2 separate regions of the Homo sapiens genome follow, and region 1 is linked to region 2. A link is a loop called in an ENCODE intact Hi-C map of the cell type or tissue named here. Cell type or tissue: endothelial cell of umbilical vein. All regions are shown on one strand. Links, peaks and the distances in the headings refer to the core of each region. The heading gives the core; the rest is flanking DNA.

What was found. Hi-C counts contacts between places; a loop is a spot of excess contacts. Peaks named below come from ENCODE experiments on the same cell type or tissue, not always from the same donor. Only the 100,000 strongest peaks of a DNase experiment are listed, where the experiment ranks them.
Region 1: it touches region 2 in a loop (10-fold over the local background); 1 of 110 quality-filtered maps calls a loop at or near these places.

The regions. Positions count from the first base shown.
Region 1 is chr6:151,889,293-151,893,906 of GRCh38, forward strand. The region is part of intron 3 of ESR1 (estrogen receptor 1); the gene reads left to right. Among named protein-coding and RNA genes, the nearest start is that of ESR1, 84 kb to the left of the region's middle. In endothelial cell of umbilical vein, for the core only: no CTCF peak of the experiment used is centred there; a DNase peak (open chromatin) is centred at 2,389; H3K27ac peaks cover 2,338 bases.
Region 2 is chr6:151,971,885-151,976,498 of GRCh38, forward strand. The region is part of intron 4 of ESR1 (estrogen receptor 1); the gene reads left to right. Among named protein-coding and RNA genes, the nearest start is that of ESR1, 170 kb to the left of the region's middle. In endothelial cell of umbilical vein, for the core only: no CTCF peak of the experiment used is centred there; a DNase peak (open chromatin) is centred at 2,437; H3K27ac peaks cover 666 bases.

The sequences.
Region 1 (4,614 bases), core at 365-4,364, 82 kb before region 2:
GGCTTTTCTTCCATAGAGGACTTTTTATTGCTGATTCAGTCTTCTTTCTAGCTATTGGTCTGGTCAGACTTTCTATTTCTTCATGATTCAGACTTGCTAGGTTTATGTGTCTAAGACTTTATCCATTTATTCCAAGTTATCCAAGTTGTTGGTGTGTAATTCATCATAGTACTCTTATAATTTTTTGCATTTCTGTGCTATCAGTTGTAATGTCTCCTCTTTTATTTCTGATTCAGTTTATTTGTGTCTTCTCACTTTTTTTCTTAGTCTAGTTAAAGGTTAATCAATTTTGTTTATCTTTTTAAAAACAAATTCGTAGTTTCACTGATCTTTTGTTTTGTGTTTTTAGTCTCAATTTTATTTATTTTTCCTCCGATCTTTATTATTTTCTTCCTTCTACTAACTTGGGGCTTAGTTTATTTTTATTTTTCTAGTTATTTGTGGTATAACATTAGATTGTTTGAGATCTTCTTCTTTGATGAAGACATTTATTGCTATAAACTTCCCTCTTGAAAATACTCTTGCTGCATCCCACAAATTTTGGTATGTTGTGTGTCCATTTTCATTTGTTTCAAGATATTTTTCAACTTTTCTTTTTATTTCTTCTTTGACCCACTGGTTGGTTCTGAGTATGTTGTTTTATTTTCAAGTATTTGTGAATTTTCCAAAATTATTCTTGTTGATTTATAGTTTCATATTATTTATGGTTGGAAAAAATACTTGATATGGTGTCAATGTTCTTAAATTTATTAAGACTTATTTTGTGTCCTAACATATGAACTATACTGTTTTTTTTCTTTTTTTTTTTTTGAGACAGAGTCTCACTGTGTTGCCCAGGCTGGAGTGCACTGGCTCAATCTTGGTTGACTGCAACCTCCGCCTCCTGGGTTCAAGCTATTCTCATACCTCAGCCTCCCGAGCAGCTGGGAATACAGGAGCACACCGCCATGCCTGGCTAACTTTTTGTATTTTTTAGTAGAGATGGGGTTTCACCATTTGGGTCAGGCTGCTCTCAAACTCCTGACTTCAAATGATCTGCCCACCTTAGCCTCCCAAAGTGCTGGGATTACAGGAGTGAGCCACCGTGCCAGGCCATGATCTATACTGTTTTATCTAACATTCAGTGGATAATGTTCCATGTGTATTTGAGAAGAATGTGTGTTCTGTTGCTGTTGGATGAAATATTCTGTATGTATCTGTTAAGTCCATCTGTGCTAAAGTATAGTTTAAGTTTGAACTTTCATTATTGATTTTCTGTCCGAATAATCTGTCCATTGCTAAAAGTGGGGTACTGAGTTCCCCAATATTATTGTATTACAGTCTATCTTCCCTTTCATATCAATTAATATTTGTTTCATTCATTTAGGTACTCCAATGTTGGGTGCATATGTATGTTCACCTGTTATATCCTCTTAATGAATTGACCCTCTTGTCATTATTTAATGGCCTTCTTTGTCTTATTTTATAGTTTGTGACTTAAAGCCTATTTTATTTGATATAAATATAGCTGTCTCTGCTTTCTTTTGGCTTCTATTTTCATAGAATGCCTTTTTTGGTCCCTTCGCCTTCATTCTCTGTGTTTTCTTAACCATGCATTGAATCTCTTCTAGACATCATATAACAGGGTCTTGTTTTTTTAAATCCATTTACTCACTGTATCTCTTTCTTCCTATCTTGCTGTCTTCCTTTGTGATTAGGCGATTTTCTATAGTGGTATCCTTTGAATTCTTACTTTTTGCCTTTTGTATATTTGCTACAGGATTTTGCTTTGTGATTACCATAAGGCTTACATAAAAGATCTTATAGTTATACCAGGCTATGTTCAACTGTTTATAACATAACTTTGATTAATTTTTTAATACTCAATTTATTTGATTGCTTATTTAGAGATAATTTTGATTCCTATCAGAAGAAAACTGAGGTATCTTTATGTACCTTTTCAGGAATGACCACGTCTCACCTTACCTTGAATGTTACAAGAAATGCTGGCAGTGACTCAAGGCCAGGCAAAAATTTCAGAAAGGGTTTATCTTGTTTGTACAATTTTCTTTTGCAAAAATAAATGATTCTTGATATGATGTAAGGACTTTTTCCGTAGATAGAACCTATAAAATGCAGAACTTTGGGGCAGTAATTATATGAATGAATTGCTACTTTAAAATTCTGTAAGTCCCCAGGAATTTCCATATGCTTTTTTTTGTTTGTTTCAGTGGTTGTGATCAGGCTAATGGGTAGTTTTTAGAGCTGAAAAGAACTTAAAGATCATCTAGTGCACCTTTTTGTTTTTCAGTTGGATTGTTCTTGTCCAAATCACTAAGCTAAGTTAACTGCTCAGACAGGAAACCAAGTCTCCTGACCCATGGTTTAATGCTCCTTTCATTGTTATGCGTCTGCCTGGCTGACCTGTTAGTAACATAAAGTGTCATGAGAGATAGACATATGCATGAGTAAGATATTAATATCCCATAAACCAAAACTGTGACTTAGGAAATGTTACGGTGGGCACAGGATATTACTCCTCTTCAACAAAAACATCAATCATATGTTGGCTTAGTTGCACAGCAGAAGTACCAAAATAAATTTATATAGACGGTGTCACAGATACTTTAAAAAGACCTACTTAAGATTTAATTACCTAATATTATTTAATATTTAATATAATTTAAAAGGGGCATTTTTATCTTTCAGCCAAGGTTTTAATTGTTTTTAGATAATTCTATTTTTGAAAGTCTGATTTTGTTTTAAAATGCCCATTCTGGTATATAAAAACATCATTTTGTCAAATAGGAGTCCCAGCTAAGGGCCAAGCGTGCAATTAAACTTGACTCTTTACCTACTACCTAGGAACCTTGGGCAGATCACATACTTTTTCTTCACTCAGTTTTTACTTCTGAAAAATGCCAGCTGAAGTATGTTTCAAATCTTAAATTTTATGTTTTATGATCTAAGTTCAGATTAACAATGGAATGGTTAGAATCCAAAGCTAAAGGTAGTATATACAAGTGTATATTGGGGGTTGGGAGCAACTGCCGCAGCTATCATATTTACATTTCAAGCTCAATTTAGAACAACTGCGGGCAACTGTAAAAACCGGTAGGAATGGGCAGAGTTATTGTCTTCACTAGTCATTGTGGAAAGTGAATCTCTTCTGAATGGAGAGTCACAAAAATGAGTTTGATGCTTTCATGATAGTGAAATGAGAAGATGGCCATATATTGCTATAAATCACCAGCAACATAAAAGAAAAAATTCAAAAATCAAGTTTGTTGAGGCAGGACTCTGAAAAGATAACTAAGCTTTTTTTTTTTTTTTTTTCTGTTAGAGATGTAATAATCATGACTAAGACTGGAATCCCAAGAGCTGGTGAGACTTTCTAGTTTCTGCCTTGTGGAAAGAGAAAGGAAGAGGCCAAAAAAGATAATGAATTTTGGAAAGTTCCTGATTAAATATCGCATAGGCTAGTCTGGTTATGTCTGCTTGAAAACTTATCCAGTAGGTATAAACCAACACACTTGAGGCCAGTCTTTTTGGAAATTACAGAAATATATGTCAGCCTTAAGAGACATCCTATGATGAAGAGCAGAGGGAGTTGTTTATAAAGAAATGTTCTCATTGGCTGGGCATGATGGCTCACGCCTGTAATCCCAGCACTTTGGGAGGCCGAGCTGGGTGGATCACTTGAGATCAGAAGTTCCAGAGCAGCCTGGCTAACATGGTGAAACCCCGTCTCTACTAAAAATATAAAAAAATTAGCCGGGCATGGTGGCGGGCGCCTGTAGTCGCAGCTACTCGGGATACTGAGGCAGGAGAATGGCGTGAACCTGGGAGGCGGAGCTTGCAGTGAGCCAAGATCGTGCCACTGCACTCCAGACTGGGCGACAGAGCAAGACTCTGTCTCAAAAAAAAATTAGCCAGGCATGGCGGGGAGCGCCTGTAATCCCAGCTACTCAGGAGGCTGAGGCAGGGAAATTGCTTGAACCCAGGAGGTGGAGGTTACAGTGAGTTAAGATGGCACCATTGCACTCCAGCCTGGGTAACAGAGCTAGACTCCATCTCAAAAAAAGAAAAGAAATGTTCTGGTCATGCCTGGAGATAATACATGGTTTAGTTTATGCTTGATTCAGCAAATAAAAATTGGTGAGGAACATACAGAATTATATTTAGGTGATTATATTTTTTATATTTTATATATAAAATTTATATTTTTTATATTTTAGGTGATTATATTTTTAAACGCTTGCTTTACAAGACTAATCATTATTACTTTTTTAAGTTTTGTGATATATTTTATTTAACTAATATACCCCAAATAGTATTTCAATACAGAATCAACATTTAAAAATTATTGATACATTATGTATGTTTTTTTCCTTCACTAAGACTTCCAAATCCTCCAAGTGTTTCACACTTACATCTTATTTTGGACCAGCCAGATTTTAGTGCTCATTTGACCATGTGATCTGTGCTTAAGGAGGCTGCTGGAGCTGAGGCTGGGCTGCAGTACCAACATAGAAGTCTTTATCTGTCAAACCAGGAGTTTGAGATCCCTGAGGGATATGGGAACCATAAAGGATCTTAAGCAGAGAAGTGACTTTCTTAATTTTGAACCTATCC
Region 2 (4,614 bases), core at 228-4,227:
AGATAAATAAAATGGATATAACACTAGTGAGATTAACCAGGAAGAGAGAGGATCCAAATAAGCTCAATTAGAAACGAAACAGGAGCTATTATAATCAATACCACAGAAATACAAAAGATATTGGAAGCTACTATGAACATCTTTACACACATAAACTAGAAAACTTAAAGGAGATGGATAAATTCCTGGAAATATACAACCCTCCTAGGTTAAGCCAGAAAGAATTAGAAACTCTAAACAGACCAATAGCAAGCAGCGAGATTGAAATGATAATAAAAAAAATTGCCAACAAAAAAAGTCCAGGACCACACAGATTCACAGCTAAATTGTATCAGACATTCAAAGAAAAATTGATACCAATCCTACTGAAACTATTCCACAAGACAGAGAAAGAGGGAATCCTCCCTAAATCATTTTATGAAGCCAGTATCACCCTAATACCAAAACCAGGAAAGGACATAACAAAAAAGAAAACTACAGCCCAATATCCCTGATAAATATAGATGCAAAAATCCTTAACAAAATACTAGCTAAGTGAATCCAACAGCATATCAGAAAGATAATCAACTATGATCAGGTGGGTTTCATACCAGGGATGCAGGGATGGTTTAACATTCACAAGTCAATAAATGTGATACACCACATGAATAGAATTAAAAACAAAAATCACATGAGCATCTCAATAGATGCAGAAAAAGCATTTGACAAAACCTAGCATCCAATTATGACAATTTTTAAATATGGGGAATGGTCTTCATGGAAAAGTAGATGTTAATGGCACCTGTATTAGGGTTCTCTAGAGGGACAGAACTAATAGGATAGATGTATATATAAAGGGGAGTTTATTAAGAAGTATTGACTCACACGATCACAAGGTTGGGTTCCGCAATAGGCCGTCTGCAAGCTGAAGAGCAAGGAAGCCAGTCCAAGTCCCAAAACCTCAAAAGCAGGGAAGCCAAAAGTGCAGCCTTCAGTCTGTGGTTGAAGGTATAAGAGTCCCAAAGCTGAAGAACTTCACGTCAGAAATTCGAGGGCAGGAAGCATCCAGCATGGGAGAAAGATGTAGGCCAGAAGACTAAACCAGTCTAGTCTTTCCATGTTCTTCTGCCTGCTTTTATTCTGGCCATGCTGGCAGCTGATTAGATGGTGCCCACCCAGATTGAGGGCGGGTCTGCCTTTCCCAGCTCACTGACTCAAATGTTAATCTCCTTTGGCAACATCCTCACAGATACACCCAGGAGCAATACTTTGCATCCTTCAATCCAATCAAGTTGACATTACATATTAATCATCACAGCAACCAAAAGATTATCTCATTTAATCCTTACAATAGCTCTGTGTAGTGGGTATATATTTTCCTTTTGCTGAAGAGGAAGTAGGCTTAGAGGGGTTGAGTAATTTGCCCAGAATACCTAGGTAGTAGAAGATAGTAGAGCCATTATATTCTGTCTGCATTCAAGAGTGTGCTGCTTTATTTGTTCCTGAATTGCACACAAGCTAAAGAATACAACTGGATGTTCAGTCTACTCCTATTTTGATAACTTGGCTAACTTTACTGCAGAGTCTGCAGAGGTGACCAATTTTACTCTGGGAGATACCAGGGAATCCGCCATGTAATTCCTCAGGCTGAGTGTTTTGGAAACACAAAGCTGTCACTGCTATTAAGTGATGTTTTTTCCTGAGAGTCTACTATGCTCCCAGTACCAGCCTCCGCAGGCCCTCTGTCTACCCCTTTTCTGTCCTGATGTGTTCTAGCAGGCACTGAGAAAGTCATTGTAGAAGTTACCATGACTTTCCAAATGCTTCCAGAAGCAGAACACAATTTCACAGGAGGGCCAATAAGTATGAATGCCACCTTGATAGAAAGTGAAGTTTTGCGTCCTGTTGAACACTCAGTAAATGCTTCCTGAATAGATGCAGGATTGGCAAAACATAGCTCCCCAGCTTTCATAATTCAGACTCAGAGGCCCTTCGTGCTCCTGTTATTCTTGTTACTTCATGTCAGGTACCTAAAAGGGTTGTTTTTCAGTTTTCGTCATTGATTTAAAGCAGAGGTTAGTAAACTTTTTCTGTAAAGGCCAGGTAGTTAGTATTTTAGCCTTTGTGAGTATTTGGTCTCACAAAAGCAGCCATAGATGATATGTAAATGAATGTGCATGGCTGTGTTCTGATAAAACTTTATTTAAAAATGAGGGGTCATCTGGGCTGTGGTTTTTCAACCCCTGATTTAAAACAAAAACAAAATGTGCTATGCCTGTTAGATGCTACTACATTTGATTCTGTGTTTTCCATATTTTTCTAAAATGTACTGAACAGGAAATGAACAAACTGATGACACAATGATCTAATTTAATCATTGAGATAAGAGTGGCGCCAACTCTTATTGAGTATTTGTTATGTGTCAGGCACTTGGCTAAGCACTTTACATGTTTTCTATGATTTATAAAGCAAATATTGTTATTATCTTCATTTTTTGCTGAGGGAAGGAATAAAGTCACAGCCAGCTTACAGAGGCTGCCGGAGGTCACACATCACCAGTACACTGAAACACGTGGTCTGATTACAGGATCCATGATCTCCTGTACAGATCATAGTGATATTGACCTGAGAGGAAAGAGCCTAGGACTTACAATCAGAAATCTGGGTTCACATTTCAACTCCGTTCCATGCCAAATTACATTAAAACTGGGCCTCAGCTTTCCCACCTGTGAAAGAGGAATAATACTAGGACTTGCCCTCCCAACCTTAGAGATTGCTGTGAGGATAAAAGCCTATATGAATGTGCTTTATAAACTATAAACACCATACAAATGTTTGTTATAAGTCTGCCATTTGAATACATCTTAGTCTTTTTTTCCTATGTGAAATAAAACATTTTAAGACAAGCAATGAAATTCTTGAAACTATAACAGGTTTTTAAGGGTGTTGATCCCCAAAGCCGTCTTCACTATTTTGCTCCCTCTCTGACTCGCTCTGTCTCTGCCTAGCAGCGCTAGTCTTTTCTACGTGTTTGATCTGTTGTTCCTGTGTTTAGGCCCATCCCTACTACACAGCGGAAGTCAGCTATTTTTTCTCTTTCCTTTGCTCTGCTGAGCAAGATTAAACTCTTTTCACCTGGACTTTTCCTAGATTACTCAGGCTGGGTGGAAATGGGGTAGCTGTGAGGCTGGGATGTTACTGTACAATTCAAATTTATGATCTGAACTTAACTAGATCTTGCTGAAGATTGACCTGGCTAGCACAGTTTTGAGGCACCTATCTTTCAGTCCCTTCTGTCCTCTTGGCCTGGCCACTGGCCACATGTTAGTAGCTTACTTCTAAGGATGGAATGCCATGCATCTCCTACAAGGTTGTCTCTATGCTTCACACAAAGTAAAAGAATGGAGGCAACTTTGAATGCTGCTCATTTTCACTCAGGCAATCCCTTTACAATATTGTGCTTAGTAAACTCCCCCCACTCTTTTTTTCCCTTAGCTTGTTTTTTTTTTCTAATAAAAGTCTATATCAATTTGATGTATTAGTTAGGGTTCTCTGGAGAAACAGAACCAGTAGGATCAATTGATTGGTCAATCAATCAATCAAGACAAAAAGAGATTCATCTGGAAGGAGTTGATTCATGCCATTGCGGTCATTGGCTAGTCTGAAATCTGTAAGGCAGGCTGGCTGACTGGAAGCTCAGGCGGGATTTCTCTGCTGCAGTCTCAAGGCAGAATTCCGTCCTCTTGGGGAAACCTCAGTCTTTGCTCTTAAAGCTTTCAATTGATTGGATGAGGCCTACACACATTATGGAGAATAATCTGTTTTACTTAAAGTCTACTGATTGTAAACATTAATTATATTTAAAAAGTACTTTCACAGCAACATTTAGACTAGTGTTTGACCAACAACTGGGCACCACGGTCAAGCCAAGTTGGCATATAGAATTAGCCAGCAAACTTGGTATTCACAATCTGTCATTATAGTCTTATCTATAAACCTAAGGTTTAGAGAAACGCTGGTCATTCTGAACAATTCCCTGTGAATGCAGAGATCAAGGAGCCTCCCCTTAACTGGGTAGGCAGTGTGAAATACCTGCAGTGTACTTGACCTTACTGTTCACCCACTGGCAGCTGTTCCTACAGCTTGGCTTCAGATATATAATATTACATTGGCTAACTTCAAAGAGCATTGTTTTCCAAGGATAGAGATGGTGATGGTGTATATTACTTTTACCAGCCCCAGACCTGTAAGAGGTTCTCATCTCTTTTGTTTAAGATTTTGTTGTTTTTTTTTAATGCTCAATAAAAGAAGCTTTATTCTTTCATTAAAAAACAAATCTCAGAAGAACAGGGAAGAAGAGGGTAGCCTATGAAAGTGTGATTGTTATTTGATACCATCGTGACTTAGCTTGTTTTCACCTAAGACTCTGAGATTCTATTCTGTTTATGTGAGATTTGGGCTGAGTTCAACTACTATCCATATTAACTGAATCATAAAACAATTAATCCATCATCTGGTTACATTTTGGTGGGGAGGGAGCATTTAACACAACACTAAGCCACATATTTCACTATTTTTTTTTTTTGCAGCAAATTGACTTAACTGCTTGCTTTCACACCATGCCTATAAAACCTT